2 separate regions of the Homo sapiens genome follow, and region 2 is linked to region 1. The links are chromatin loops, found by intact Hi-C in ENCODE. Cell type or tissue: heart left ventricle. All regions are shown on one strand. Region 1 has its middle 78 kb from the start of RNF7. Region 2 overlaps ATP1B3 (ATPase Na+/K+ transporting subunit beta 3).

Region 1 (8,000 bases):
CCACCTTTGCAAAAATTATAACTGAGAAAATTATGGCAGTGAAAGAAATCTGACCTAACCAACTCCTTCTTGCTTTTAACCTTCAAAATGTCCTTGCGCATTCCTGGGCACAGGCCAGAATAACTTGGGGAGGAACTTAGTTTATGTTAATAGATTAACTTCGAAACAAAGACAATAACAACCCTTTCCCAAAACAAATCCCCTTCTTGACTAGGGACTAGACTGTCTTTGCAGGACTAACAAATTAGCCACAAGATTAGAAATTATGGTTTAGGAGTCACTGTTGTAAAACCTGAGATCAGTGCTTGAGACAGTTTGCAGACCCTGTGTTCCAAAGCACCAGCTGGTGCCACTCAGATGGGTAAGATGGCTCATCTGGTCTTGTGGACCCTACCCAGGAACTGACTCAGTGCAAGAGGACAGCTTCAACTCCCTATGATTTCATCTTCAACCCGACAAATCAGCATTCCCCACCTTGTGACCCCCTACCCACCAAATTACCCTTAAAAACCTCAATCCTGAATTTTCAGAGAGTTTGATTTGAGTGATAACTTCATCTTTTACATGGCGTGGCTGGCCTGGTGTCAATCAAACTCTTTTTTACTACAATGCTGTGGTCTTTATTTGTGCAGCGGGCAGAAAGAACCCCTTGGGAGGTTACACAAGGACCGAGTACCCATGTGGCTTGGGAGTAAACCCTAGCCAGTTCATTTCAGAGAAGAATAAGAAAACAAGACCATACACTCACCTTCCTGAGCACCTGGTCACTGTCAATGCTGCTTTTCAGGTCACTTTTGATGGCTGGACACACGGACGTCTGAGACTGCGCACAGTGTTTCTCATATGTTTTCAGAAACTTTTGAAGAATCAAAACGATGGGCAGGGGTGCCCCTTTAGATTTTTGTTTTCCTTCATTTGCTCTTGGCATTGTTTTATAGTGTTAGATTTCACTTGGATTCTGAAAACAGTAACTTGCCCTGAAACCCAACATACAGGTGTCTTTTTAAGGAGCAGAACATACTTCCTCCACTAAAAATATTAGGAAAATATTGCTGCATACCCTTCTCTGAAAATCTTGAAGTGCTTCATTTATCTTAAAATGGGACTAAGGAGTCAAAATGGAGACCATTGAAAGGAATTGTTCAATTTCCAATTTCCCTACTCATGGGTCCATATCCTTCTTTTAGATTCTTCAAAATAGGGGCAATGCCCACTGGAACTTAGTTATAAAGGAATGCAATTAACATTTATACTGGTTACTAAAAATTACCAAGAACATACTGGTTTTTAAATGGCATAGTTCCCTTTACAGACACAATTCTTGCCAGACAGTAATATATCATAGTGGTTAAGAATGTGGATTTGGAGATGACTGGGTCTGGACTTTAGTCTTGTCTCTACCACTTGACCCACTGGGTAGCCTTAGATAAATTATGAAGCCTCTTCACGTTTCCATTTCCCCATCTGTAAAATGGATTATGGGCCAGAGTGAAGTTTTTGAAATGTAAATCAGGTCATATGACTCTTCTACTTAAATCTCTCCAATGGCTTCCCACTACATTTATCTTTACTGAATTTATCACATGCATATTCTACCAGTTATTAAGAGAGTGAACGTGAATTTGTCTAACTTTGCTATTAATTCTGCCAACATTTGTTTTATATATTTTAAAGCTATGTTATTAGGTGTCTATACATTTAGAACTGATAAATCTTCCTGAGGAGTCTACTCTTTTGTTATTATGTAATATTCCTGTTTATCTCTAGTAATGCTTTGCACTTTCAAGCCATGGTTCCCATACTACACTGAGGCGCTTCGGGGCACTGCCACAGATTTACAGGGCACTGTAGGATAATTTAAAATTTCAAGAGAAAGCCAACAACATCTGTTAGATGTCATGTGAATTATTAGCTGGAAGAATTTTACAATTTCAAATTAGATCACACTTGTATTCGTATCCTATTTTTACATAGCAAATGACCCCATCATGGGTGAAAAGCATTCTGGAAAGGGGAATGAACCCAGTGGAATGTAGAGACATTCAGATACTAGGGTAAGGGAAAATCACAATATCATAGTTCTGGTTGGGACTTTACAGATTGTCTAATCCAGGATGTTGAATGCTAAAAACAGAAAAGCACTAGGCAAACCAGGATCACTGTTAACTCTAGCAGTCCTCCTCCACTCACGGCCATCTCCCAGGTGTCCTCTCAGAAGTCTGTACTCCAGTCTGCTGCCACAGAGCAACCAGACTTGGCAGCTACAGAAAACTGTTTATTGGGCAAGGTCAACCTTTTTTTGGTGCAGTGGTGCAATCACAGCTCACTGTAACCTTGATCTTCTGGGCTCAAGGAAGGAAAAGAAGGGACTTACTTCAGCTGAAAACAGAACTGGGTCTCCTGACTCCCAGGACTGTTTCAGGCACAAAGACATGGGCCATAAGAGCACACAGAGAATGGCCGGGCACGGTAGCCCCAGTCTCTACTAAAAATACAAAAAATTAGCTGGGCATGGTGGCATGTGCCTGTAATCCCAGCTACTCCGGAGCCTGAGGCAGGAGAATCGCTTGGACCTGGGAGGCGGAGGTTGCAGTGAGCAGAGATGGCGTCACTGCACTCCAGACTGGGCGACAGAGCAAGACTCCTTCTCAAAAAAAAAAAAAAAAAAAAAGCACCCAGAGAAATTGCGACACCCCCCACTGCAGGCCAAGAGGAGTGCCCTCTGAATGAAACCCACCTCAACGGCAGCTTGATCTCAGACTTCCAGTCTCCAGAACTGTAAGAAAATTCTGTGGTTTAAAGTACCCGGTCTATGGTATTTCGTCATGGCAGCCCAAGCTAAGACAGGTAGTATACAGTATTACTGCTCACATTATGGATTATTCCTCACCAGCATTTAAAGTATTTACAGATGCACAAACTACCCACATAGATTCTGCAAATGCTCTAATAAGACACTTTTGAATCTTGAGTTTTTCACTTAATGTTTTATCACGAGAATTTATGTCATTTTTATATACAGTAAATGCTCAGGTTGGCAAATATCTAGGCACTTCAAAGCCAGCATTGATTGAATCATTAATGAATATTTATTGAAGGTCTAAGGTATATGTGTCCCGCCCTGTGCTAGGTTTTACTTGTCTTTTCTGAAAGTGACTCTCCCTCCCCAGTGTCCTGGAGACAGTGTGGGGACAGCGTGGGTGCCGGAGGAGGGGCTGAGAGTGGAGGTGGCCGGACCCTGCCCTCTGTCCCGAGGGGATGTGGAGGGCCCCCCTCTGGGTCCCTTGCCCGCCCAGCTTGGACAGCTCCTGGTCCACCTCGGAGTCCCAGGGGACATGGAGAGGGCCTGCAAGGAGAGGCTGCTTTGCGCTCCCTCTCCAAGGCTCCCGTGCTTTTAATATATTTCCCTAGAGAATCCTAGCTGCTCACCCTGAGGCCGGGAAAAGCCCAGCTGCGTGCACTCTTCCCCGCCCCCGCCCTGGGGCTGTGCGGGTGCATAGGGGAGAGAATAGGGGTTGCGAGCACCATGGTCTCCAGGGAGCCTCGCTCCTGGGATCAAGCATTTCTCCTGGAGCTGGGGCAACCTCCTCCGGCCCCTGCCCGCCCCGCCGGGCGCCCGCACTCACTCGCTCTCACTCTCCCTGCGTCCCGGGCCGGCTGCCCGCGTGGCGTCCGGCGCCCTGGAGACTGCGGCGAGGGGCGGAGGCTGGAGGGACTGTGGCCACCCAGGGCGCCGGCGCCGGGGAGACAGCGGGAGCTGGAGGAGGAGGCAGGTGGCGGCGGGAAGCAGTGTCAGGACTGGTCGGAACTCGGGCTCGGGCTCGGGCTTGGATTTGGAGAAACTGAGAAATCCTGGTGTCCTCGCTGCAGGTCAAACTTGTCGCAGCCAACGTCGCTGCGAGGGACGCTGCCTGGCAGGGAACAGGGGAAGTTGAGGAAGGCGGACCGGCGTCCCTGTTCATCAGTGGGGAATCTTGGGGAGACAGAGGCCTCCGAAGCGTGGACGCTCCAGCCTGTTGCCGCCGCTCCCAAGGCCGCCGTGGACCAGCCCTGGAGCCGCTAACACGATTTCCCAGGGAGCCGCGTCCCCGCATCACCCAGCAGGAGCTGCAGGCGACAGGGACGCTCTCGCCGTCCCGCCCGGTCCTCTCTTGCCCACTAGAAGGGCTTCATGGAGCGGCTGCTTCCCCCTCCCAATCCCAGGAGAAAAGGGGCGCAGGGATAAAGGCAGAGGCTCAGGGACTATACAGGAGTTTTTCTGGGGAATGTTAAGGAGAAAGGTGCAAAACAGCTGAAGCTTTCAGGACTGGATGGGGAGGAAAAAGGATTTTAAAAAGCTTTACTGGCCGGGCGCGGTGGCTCACGTTTGTAATCCCAGCACTTTGGGAGGCCGAGGAGGGCAGATCACCTGAGGTCAGGAGTTCCAGACTAGCCTGGCCAACATAGTGAAACCCCGTCTCTACTAAAAATACAAAAATTAGCTGGGCGTAGTGGCGGGCACCTGTAATCCCAGCTGCTCGGAAGGATGAGGTAGGAGAATCGTTTGAACCTGAGGCAGAGGTTGTAGTGAGCCAAGATCGCGCCACTTGCTTCAGGCAGTAGTCTGGGGGCGTAGAAAGGAAGGCTTGGGAGGATGTGGTGGGCAGAATAGAATCCCCCAAAGATATGCATGCTGTAATCCTGGGAACTTGTGGATATGTTACCTTATATGGCAAAAGCGACTTTCCACAGGATTAAAGTTATGGACCTCGAAGCAGGGCGCAGGTTGGAGTGAATGGTTATCCTTGATTACCCAGGTGGGCCCTGTCTAATCACAGGAGTCTGAGAACGTGACATTGAGAACCTTTTAGGTTAGGTCAGAGAGAGATAAGGAAGATAGAGAGAGAGAGAGAGAGAGAGAGAGGAGAGAGAGAGAGAGAGAGAGAGAGAGAGAGAGAGAGAGAGAGAGAGAGATGAAATGAGCAGGATTTTGCGACCTGTTGAAGCCTTTAATGGGGAGGTAAGGAGACTCAAGCCAAGGAAGGTGGGCAGCCTCTAGAAGCTGGAAAAGTGGAGAAAGAATTCTCCCCAAAGCCTCCGTAAGGAAACACAGCCCTGCCAACTCCTTGATTTCAGTCCAGTGAAAGTTGTGTGGGATTTCTGCCCTCCATATCTGGCACATAAGTTATCTATATCTATCTTAGGATATAGAGTAGGTGCTTAATGCATACTTGTTTAATGGAAAAAAGTGAATAAAAATAACAGTTGGATTAAATAAATTCACAGTAAACTGCAAATGGAAAGTAACCCCTTCATTCCTGTAGGGCTGGCTGTAGTTTTCTAAGCGTATGTTTTAAACCCAATTGGCTCTAATGGGAGGAAGTCTGGGCTCACAGTGAAGTGAGGAGGGTCAAGAATGGCCAGGAGGGATCCTGAATTTGGTCCAACATGACTTTCCAGTGAGTGTGCCCTTAGGAGTCTGTGCCCCTCTGTTATTTTTGCCTCTTCTCTTCCTCTCTCTGCTGGAACTTACAGCTTTTCTCAAAGGGTCCTATTTTGTGCATGACTATTTCTGCCTTCATAAGACAAAAAGCAGAGGAGGGCAGTGAGGGAGGAGAGTTCCAGAGTAGGCAAGAGGGCACCTGCAGGGCACCCGCTGAGACTCAGGGCAGATGCTTAGGGAGCAGAGGAATGGTCAGGAAGGCCAGAGCCCGAGGACAGGGACAGTGAGGGGCAGAAGCTAGACAGCCCATCAGAGCTGAGATGAAGGGTCCTTCGTATGCACTGTGGGCAAGTTCTTAAAGGAACCATGTCACTAGAATTTGGTCCAGCTGCTAGTGACAGAAACCCAGTTACACAGCTGAAACAATACAGAAAGTCACTTCCCTTTCATGTAAATGAAGTTCAGGAGTGAGCAGTCCAGAGCTGCTGCAGAAGCTCCAGGATTATAAAGAACCAAAGCAACTTTTACTTTATTACTCTTCCATCCTTGGTGTGTGACTTCTACCTCATGGCCCAGAATGGTTGTTGAACTCCAGCCATTTTGTCCCAAATTCAGGAAAGAAAGCTGGAAAAAGAAGGGCACATTCTCTGTCTTTAAGGATATCTTCCAGAAACTGCACATGACACTTGTGCTTACATCCCCCTAGATTAGGGACATGACCATACAAGATCATACCTAGCTGCAGAGGAGGCTGGGAAATGTAACCTTTATTATAGGCAGCCATGTGCCCACCTGAAAATGGGAGCTTTTGTTACTTACAGAAGAAGGGAAAGACAGATATTGGGAGATAACTAGCACCCTGAGCCACCACAGCTGGTAGCTGCCAGAGCCACAGCAATGACAGGTGCAGTGGTGAGATAGTTGCCAGTTTATCAGTACTGACACAGGATTCTTCTCAGCCACTTTGCCAACTGGGGACCTCCTTAGCCAACAATGCCTCACCTGCCTCCCAGGTCTCACTTGCCCACAGCCTGCTGCTGGAGGCACCCTCCCCACTTGGCCCACCTGTGTTATGGCTTGTACCTGCGTTCGGTGGTTTCCGAGCTCTTGTCCCACATCCAAGAAGAATGAGGATACACTGACAATTCAAAGGGTGAGGAGGGTGGAGAAGAATTTTATTGAGCCACAGAACAGCTCTCAGCAGAGAAGAGATGCGGGGGTGGTCCCCCATGCCAGCAGTTGGGTGGGTTTCTCTCCCAATGTGGCTGAATCAGGGCTTTTATGGACTCAGAATGGCAAGTGTGTGCTGATTGGTTTGTGAGTATGCAAAAAAGTTTAAAGCGAAGATACCACTCAAAGGTGCACACAACAGTGTAGAAAACCCTTAGGGAAGTGTGGGTATATGTAAAATAGGTGAAGGGTGGGGATCAATTAGAGGAAAGCATGCCAAACGGAAAGACGGGTTCTCAATCTGGTCCATGGATTTGACATGTAGCTTGGCTTTCAGGCTTTAAACTTTCTTTGGCTTGGAGGTGGAGTTTCACTGGGGACCCGCCCCTATCTCCCTAGGCATTTGGCTGACTCCTGTCACTATCAGTACTATGTGGATTTCTCACACGTTGAGCATTTGTAAAGCAGGGGCAGCCTGGAACTCATTTAACAGTTGTAATTTTGGATGTGACTCACCAGGGCTGAATTACCTAAGAGGCTAACCAAGTATGTGTGCAGGGCTCCAGCAAAGTTGGAAACAAAACAATAGCAATGAGAAGGAAAGAACTTGCTATTTCATATTGCAAGCAAACAAACAAACAAAAAGCTAGCAAAATAGTTTTGGGAAAAATCAGTACTTTGTTGGGCTTCATTATTTATATTTTGCAGTGCAGTGCTGTTTTGGTTTTTGATTTACATAGAAGAGAAAGATGGATGTGCCACAATCTCTTTGGTTCTTAAAAACATGATCAGGTACTCAGAATCAATATCAGCCTACCCCACCGGGTGCCTTTGCTCCCTGCTAATCCATCACTGGAACTCTTAAAAGGCCTTTGAGATGAATTTTGCTTTTGGTGGAGAGGGGCTGTTGTGCTACTGAATACACAGGAGATTGTATGCCAGAGGGGAGAAATCCTGAGAGAAGAAAAGGAAAGGAGAAAGAGAAAGAAAGAGAGAAAATGAGAATAGGAGGGAGAAGAGACAAAGGAGGAAGGTGAAGTCAAAGGGACAGACCAGTTCAGGGGTGACCCACTCCTGATGTGGGGATTTTAAATGTATCCACAAATACATCTACTCCTTCCTTCAAAAGATGGAGCTTCATTCTGCTTTCCTTGGGTGTGGGCTGACCTTAGTGACTGGCTTCTAGTGAATAAAACATGGTAGAAGTGATAGTGTGTGACCAGGTCAGAAAGGCATCGCGACATCCTTCTTGTTCTTCCTCTTGGCTCACTGGCTCTGAGAGGAAGCAGGCCCCGTTTTGTGAAAATGCCCAAGAAGCCCTGGGAAAGGTGCATGTGACAAGGAACTGAGGCCTCCAGCCAACAGTCATTTTGGAAGTGGATTCTTCAAGCCAGTGAAGCCTTCAAGT
Region 2 (8,000 bases), 250 kb before region 1:
AAGTTTCTGCCCAAATAAGAAGTCCATTAACAGTAAAAAGAATTTTTTTTCACAACTTTAAAAGTGATTTCAATGTAACATTCTAAGTAAAATATTTCTGCCATACAATCAGAGTTGAAATGTTAATATTTAGCACAATGATAAATTTAGAACTTAATGTCTCCTCAGAACTCTTACCCATCTTTTACATTATTTGTCTTAGTGGCATTTGCAGCATGGAGAGAAAACAAAAGAAAGTTATGAGATGAAAACTGCACAGTATTCTGGAAAAAAAAGTAAGTAGGGATAGGGGAGATAAATAATGCTTCTACCTTAAGGAAAATGCACCATATTTCATTAAATCTCAGATAGCACTGATGACTAGCACGCCAACTAACTATTAAGAAAGAGAAAAATGTCATGATACAGTATTAAGACACCATCAATTACAAGGGTAATCCCAATTTCAGTGTTACTGAGCTGGCAGAAAAAAAGTGAATCTTAGAATTGATGAAATACGGTATATGTGAAAATAAAGGCAATGTGTGCAAAATCAAATACACATGGAAAATGTCTTTCTGAATTATCATTAAGGAAGAGAAAGACTACGGTTGGTGGAATTTTATTCTAAGGCACTACAAAGGACTTTAAAATGTGACAGGGAAGAAAAAAAAGATGACTAAATCATTAGACTTTTAAAGTATTTTAAGAAACATCAAAGATTTAACAGGAGTTACTTTTTGAATACTAACCTTTGAAACACAATCTATCCTTGGCACTCCTTCAGGCTTTAATCCAATTATCTAAGGTTAAGAAATAGTGATAAATTTAAACTTCACGTAAGTATGCAATGGAACTTCCTCCCTCTGTTGCTGGGAACAAGGGGTGAAGACTTTGAGATTAACACCAAGTCTGTATACATCTGCCTTTTACTTTAATCTTATTTGAGGGTATTAAAATGAACTTTTAAATAAAATAACTTCAGCAATCAGATATCTTATTACTGTACTGGGGCAATTTAGAAAATAAATAAATTACCAAAGAATTAAATGAAACAAAAGTACCCTTTGCTACCCTTAAAATATGAAACAGACAGAAACCCTTAAATCTAATTATTAATATTTATATGAACAAATAATTTAATGTATATAATAAGAACTGCAGAAGCATAATAATTAACTGTTCTTCACAAAACTATATCAGGTCACACTCTCCGTGTTTCCATGAGGGCCCCACTGAGCCTCACTGTATCTCACAACCCATCTGCTCCCCAAAAGGCACACACTGGGAGAGCCCTATTTTAAGACTCCTTTCGTGTATGTAGCTGACAGAACTGAATAAACTCACATATTTATACATTTTGTGAGATAATTTTTTGGCATTCTGAATTTATACACAGTTTCCACGTGAATGCACGTAAAATCTAAATATTCCTCTCAAAAGACAAGTATTGTTGCGTCCTAACTGGGAACTATACTGGTATGAAACCTCCTGCTACACTACGTAAGCTCATCTCATCAATGATTCCTGTGTGTCTGATGCTGTCCTCCTGACAAAGCCATGCCCTGAGTCATCAGCAAGCATGGTCTCAGGCCATTATCATTCAAGGAGACCATCTTGAGAAAGAAAACAAACCCAGAAGGTTGATCCTCTCCTGGCTTTCTACTGGGAACAAATGTTCAGCAATCTAGATGTCGTGAGGATACTTCTAGTAGACTGGGATTACAAAAGGCATCTCTGTTAAAACAAACTTAATTCATTTTATAAACTAGATCATCTAGTTTCACATTACTTTCAGCTTACTTTGTTAACTTCAATTCTTAATTCTGAATAAGGTCTGGTTGAAACATTCCACTAATCATTTACTGAGCACCTAGAATGCTATGGGACAATCTGGAAGCTGTCAGTTGTCCAAGGCCTCCCAAAGGGATGAAGCAGAGGTTGGAGGGGTGTCAGTCTGGGCACCTCAGGGCCTAGCTGGTTCTCCCTACAGGGAAGCTTCTTATTTAGCAGTGCCAACTTCAAAAGATCCAAATTTTACTTTTATTAGGGATGGTGGCAATTTGCTCACCAATGATGACTTTAGTGATTCATAAACTCATGATTTTGAGAAGTCTACACCTGTTTTAAATGACCATGAATGACTTCACTCTTCAAGGGAGACCTTGCAGGCCTCAAAACAGTAAGCGCATCAGAACACAACTCTGAAGTACATTTACAGAGCAGCAAGGCACGGGGGCTAGGGATCACTTCATGACTCAAGAAAAGCCGTATCATCTTCCTTTGCACAATGACCCTAATTCATTACTCCTGTCACACAGAGAACATTAGCTTCTTCCTTTGCTCATTACTATACAATTTAGGCACCCTTCTGTAAAACAGCAAAATGCTGCTACTTTGGATACAACTGCAACATCCCACTGAACTCGTTAGAATGGGATTTTATTTGTATTTCTGTTATCTAATTACATATATATATACTGATACTATAAAACTATGCTTTGCTACTATTTCGAAAAAGTTAATAAGTTTAAACTTTATGGAGTCTGTGGAATTTTAAATTATTTTACAACACAGGATTCACAGATGAGCACTGCACCCTAACAAGTCTCTGCTTTGGTTATGACAAGGAGAACATTTGCCCCTTGGAGCATTAATGTGTGCTGGAATGCATGTAGCTATTTCCAAAGAAGAAAAGTTTAAAAGTTACTTTAACTCCTTACTCCATGATTAATCTATGAACCTCTTTTTTTTGCCATATAAACTTTCTTCCAGTGATCAATAAACATTACTGCTAGTCTTTAAAGCAAGCTACCCCCCAAATGATAACTTTTAATAAGGAAGGCATTAACCCAACCACAACAATCTAAAAATAGTTGCCTCCTTAAAAGAGAATATTAGAAAAAAGCAGCAGCAGAGGTAAAATATGTACGTACTCTGTTCATTTTCACAAGAATACAAGGGTTTCCTTGAGAATAGCCAAAATCAGGATCATTCATACCACTGCATGCTTGAAGTAATGAAATAGGAAACTGACATGCAACATAAACTGGACCCTTCTGTTCAAAAAGTGCTCCATCAGGACAGACTGTGAGGTTCTTCTGTTCTTCTAAAGTATATGCTAAAAAGGAAACATATATGTGTGCTAGATCAGCCAAAAAAGGTACTAAAAACAACCAGGAATATATTAACCTTTGGAAAATGTTCTTCAAAGACAAAAACAGCAATGTAAATTACCAGATAACTTTAGGGAAAGAATGTTAAGTTTGCCCCTTTACCTTTTAACAGCTAACTAGTTCTCTAAAGTTACTGCATTTCAATAATCATACAAACTGGATTATAGATCCATCTCTTCTGTCACCATTAGGTGGCAGTACCAGCCATGGCTAAAGCATTATCTGAATGCCTTCTGCATGCTTGGTGATACAATGGAGAGGATGTAAAAAGGCACTGCTGCTGCCCTCATGGAGCTTACGGTTTTGTGGGGAAGAGAGTCATTAAGTGAGTATAAAATCAGAATTGCAGAGGTATGAAGATGTAGTGTTATGACAACCTACACTAAAAAAAAAAAAAGCAACTGAGCTGAATGCAGAAGGGTATGTGGGAGTTAATGAAGCTAGGAGAAGCACTTCCAATGAAGGAAGGTAGAAGCCAGACCATATAGAGTCTTGTAAACTATGTTAAAGAATTTTGAGGGGTGTGGGTGGGTGTTTTGCCAAACATCAATTAACAATCCACTAAAATGTTTTAAACCAGGGCAAGTGGATAGTATGAACATACTTAGGAAATTAACTCTGACTTTTCTGTGGAGTCAGTCCAGAAGGGAAAAAGAAAGGATCCGGAAAACAAGTTAGGAGACTATTAAAGCCGCCCAGGTGAGAGACTAGCTCATAGAAGGGGGTTTTTAGCAGAGATGGAGTTTACAGTGATAAAGGAGTAAAATGGTTAGAACTTGGTAATGGGAGGGAAGAGGGAGGAGAAATATGCAACAGACAATACAATTCTGCTCCGTACTTGGCACAGTGTTTAGCCCAAGAGGCACAAAGTGAGCAAGCCTGATGTGACCCCTGCCCTCAATTAACTTAATCTAGTGGACAATGCTTACTAATAAATAATTAACATATGATATAACAGTGCCTCAGGAAGAACTATTGGTGTGTGGGTGCAATTGGTACCAGAAAAAGGTATTGAATTCAATGAAAGTAAGAACCAGGCCAGGCGCAGTGGCTCATGCCTGTAATCCCAGCACTTTGGGAGGCCGAGGCGGGTGGATCACGAGATGAAGAGTTCAAGACCAGCCTGGCCAAGATGGTGAAACCACGACTCTACTAAAAATACACAAAAAAATTAGCTGGGTGCGGTGGCAGGTGCCTGTAATCCCAGCTACTCGGATTCTACTGAGGCAGGAGAATCGCTTGAACTCAGAGGGCGGAGGTTGCCACTGCACTCCAGCCTGGGCGACACAGTGAGGCTCCATCTCAAATAAATAAATAAATAAATAAATAAGAACCAAATTTCAAAGAGTATGCCTCAAAAAGGAAGTGTAAAGTCTTTACCTTGGGGGAAAAAAATCACTGTCAAAATGTTTGGTTTCATCTTATACTTACCAGAAACTAGGTTACTGTGGGACTATGTACTCATTTAAAAGCAAAGAATGATTCAGGTATTTTGTGGGGGTAGAGATAAACTTTATAACAAAACAGCATCATGACATCCAACACTTTGCAAAAAAATAAGCCCTTCACCAATTTCCCCAAGGGCTTCTACTGCATAGACTCTGTTGGTATAGGTCAGTTCATCAGTGACCTTGCTTTTTTATTATGCTGACTTCCACTTCCATACTATTAAGTGTAAGGAACTGTGTGATGACCAGTAAGATTATGCAGAAGGCATGATGGGAACATAGAAAGGTCACTGACCCCAGAGTAACCAAGGAGCCCTATGCATCTGAAGAACGCCTAAAATAAGAAAGACCAAAGGCCGAGCGCAGTGGCTCATGCCTGAAATCCCAGCACTTTGGGAGGCTGAGATGGGCAGATTACTTGAGGCTAGGAGTTTGAGGCCAGCCTGGCCAACATGGTGAAACCCTGTCTCTACTAAAAATACAAAAATTAGCCAGGTGTGGTGGCGCAAGCCTGTAATCCTAGCTGCTTGGAAGGCTGAGGCATGAGGGTCGCTTGAACCCAGGAGGCGGTGGTTGCAGTGAGCTGAGAACAAGCCATTGTACTCCAGCCTGGGCAACAGAGTAAGACTGTCTCAATGAAGAAAAAAAAAAAAAAAGACCAAGATAACTGGAGGAATGAATGACCCTAAAGGAAAGAGATAATTGGAACAAAATAAAACTTTTTAAGTCCAATTAGTATCTGCAGGAAAAAAAATAGAGAAGACATTATTTTTTAACCAGATATATTATAGTATCTTTCAAACATGAAAAAGGAGGGCATAAGGATTGACAGCAGTCGAACGTTTTAAAAACCAAAAAGGAGTTGAAAATTAAAGTAAACCCCCAGAAAGTCTAATTAAGTAAAAACAAAGTAAGAGAAAAACAAGAGGTCTAAGACCCAACAAACAGAATAGTTCTAGAAAGAAAAAACCAGAAAATTGAGTTGAGGAAATTATCAAAGTGGTAACAGAGGATAATTCCCCTGAACTGAAGAACTTAAGTCTTCATCCTGAAAAACCTGCAGTCAAGTCTCAGCAAAATACTTTAGAGACAGAAATCCAGATAGAAATTTTAGAATCCAAAAGAGATAAAGAAAATTGAAAAAAAAAATGAAAAACTTTCAGAGAAGAGAAAAGGCAAATTACAAAGAACTGAGTTCTATATGGAGATAAACTAGCAAATATAAAGGCAGAAATAAGCCATTTTCAGAAATAAAAGGGTTCAAATTTACATTTCAGGTGTCTTTTCTTATAAAATTACTTGAGAATGTACTCCATCAAAACTAAGGAGTAAATTAAGAGAAAAAATAAAAATAATTAAAAAAAAGGGGGGGGCAGGGCAAGAGCCAAGAAACAGTGGGTCCAACTAAAGAAAGTGGTAAAAGGAAGTTCCCCAAAGGACAGTTGGGAGTAAAAGGCTGATGTAGAAACAGTAGAGTGCAGCAGGAGGGAAAGGGCTCCAGGAAGGAGTTTTCCAGAAAAGAGACTCAAGAAAATACCTCAAATGATAGTTTACAAATAAGGAAGTCAGAAGAGAGTATCTATAGATGATAAAAGAAGATATAAAGACCAAGTATAAAAAGGCAACCAATAATGAAACTAAAAATAGTAAATCAATTATTATTGAGTTGAGAAAGGAGGGAAGGTCTGAGACATGTGAACTAAGAAAATGTATAAAAGTGATAAATAATAATTAATAAAGAAAAGTGATAATGTAGAAAAGTAAAAAGTCAAGAACCAGCAGGAAAAGTGTAATATTTATAGATATGGAAGAAAAACACCGTAAGAAAAAGTTCAGAAGCATGAAGTTAATTCCCTATCAAAAACACATCCAAAGGCCAGGTGCTACTGTAACTCACGCCTGTAATCCCAGCACTTTGGGAGGCGGAGGCAGGTGGATCACTTGAGGCCAAGAGTTCAAGACCAGCCTGGGCAACATAGCAAGACCCCAGCTCTACAAAAAATTAAAAAATTAGCCAGGCGTGATGATGTGAGCCTGTATTCCTAACTACTCAAGAGGCTGAGGCAGGAGGATCACTTGAGCCCAGGAGACTGAGGCTGCAGTGAGCTGTGATTGTGCCACTGGGTGACAGAGAGAGACCCCATCTCAGACAAATAGACAAAGGAAAGAAAGAAAAAAGAAATGTGTCCAGAATCAGACTATTTTTCACAACCTTCATTGCTCTCTCCCTTGCCAAGCCACCATCTCCACTTACCTAGATTATTGTAATAGCCTAACTGGCTTCCCCAATTCCCCCCTTCTAGTCTAGTTTCAAAGAGAAGCCTGCAGGATCCTTTAAAAATTTGAATTAGATCATGTTATTGTTCACTGCTTAAAATCCCTCATCATGGTCACTGTAAAAGCCAAAGAACTTAACAATGGGTTCTAAGGACCTACAGTCTGGATCTCCTTTAACTCCCTAACCTCAGTCTCCTACTGCTCTCCCCTGGCTCACTCCATTCAGCCCCTCTCACTTCCTTGATGAATCTTCAACACATCAGCACCATAAGCCTCAGGGCCTTTGCACCTACTGCTTCCTGTGCTGGACATTTCCAGGGCTAGTTCTTTCACCTCCTTCAGCTCTTCCCTCAAGGTTCCCTTTCCATAAGGCTTTCCCAGACCACTCTGCATGTAAAAACCACAATCCTTCCCAACTTACCCTATCTCCTTTTTCTGTTTTATTTTCCCCCTCAGGATGTACTATCTTCTAATTCACCATGAGTCTAAGCTCCAGAAAGACAGGAATTTTTCTTCTGTTCATTGCTGGAACCCAAATGAGTGCCTGCCACAAAGCAGGCCCTCAAAAAATATGTCAATAAATTAATAGGACTTCTGCTGGAAGGGAGGAGGGCAGGGAACACTTCATTGCAGACCTTTTAAAGCTATTAAACCACGGATAATACTTTCACAAAAGTCTTTTTTAAATAATGAGTACATATTTAACTGTCAAGGAAAAGAGACTTAGGAAGACAGCTAGTAGATAATGTGGGATCAGAAGCAGCTTTTGGTTTAAGATAGGAGAGAGTTGAAGATTTTTTCAAGTTGACAGGAAGGATCCAATACAGACAGAAAGGCTAAATACACACAAGAAGAGAGAGTACACAGTATGTTTCTGAGACACTGAGAGAGGATGAGATCCAAAGCAGGAGTGACACAGGTGGCCTCAGGTGAAAGGAAGGGCAGCCCCCAGTCAGAGCAGGAAGAATGTGACAGACAAAATGGCTGCCATTGTAGATTTGTTTTACTGGTAATGGGGAAACTGGAGGAGCTCCCATCTGAGTTCTTCTATTATCTCTTGAAGCAAGAAATCAGGTTATATGAAGAGAGTGAGTTGTAAGGAAAAAGGTAAGGGGTTAGA

What was found. Hi-C counts contacts between places; a loop is a spot of excess contacts. Peaks named below come from ENCODE experiments on the same cell type or tissue, not always from the same donor. Only the 100,000 strongest peaks of a DNase experiment are listed, where the experiment ranks them.
Region 2: a loop joins it to region 1, with 2.8 times the contacts of the local background. A loop is called at or near these places in 8 of 110 quality-filtered maps.

Annotation. Positions count from the first base shown.
Region 1 is chr3:141,656,020-141,664,019 of GRCh38, reverse strand. It overlaps the pseudogene LRRC78P. Among named protein-coding and RNA genes, the nearest start is that of RNF7, 78 kb to the left of the region's middle. RefSeq lists an enhancer at 1-288. In heart left ventricle, no CTCF peak of the experiment used is centred here; a DNase peak (open chromatin) is centred at 3,719; H3K4me3 peaks cover 1,607 bases.
Region 2 is chr3:141,908,752-141,916,751 of GRCh38, reverse strand. It overlaps ATP1B3 (ATPase Na+/K+ transporting subunit beta 3), which reads right to left. Exons shown (of 7, transcript NM_001679.4): 4 at 2,916-3,100; 5 at 732-782. Among named protein-coding and RNA genes, the nearest start is that of ATP1B3, 36 kb to the right of the region's middle. In heart left ventricle, a CTCF peak has its summit at 3,342 (motif pointing right); no DNase peak of the experiment used is centred here.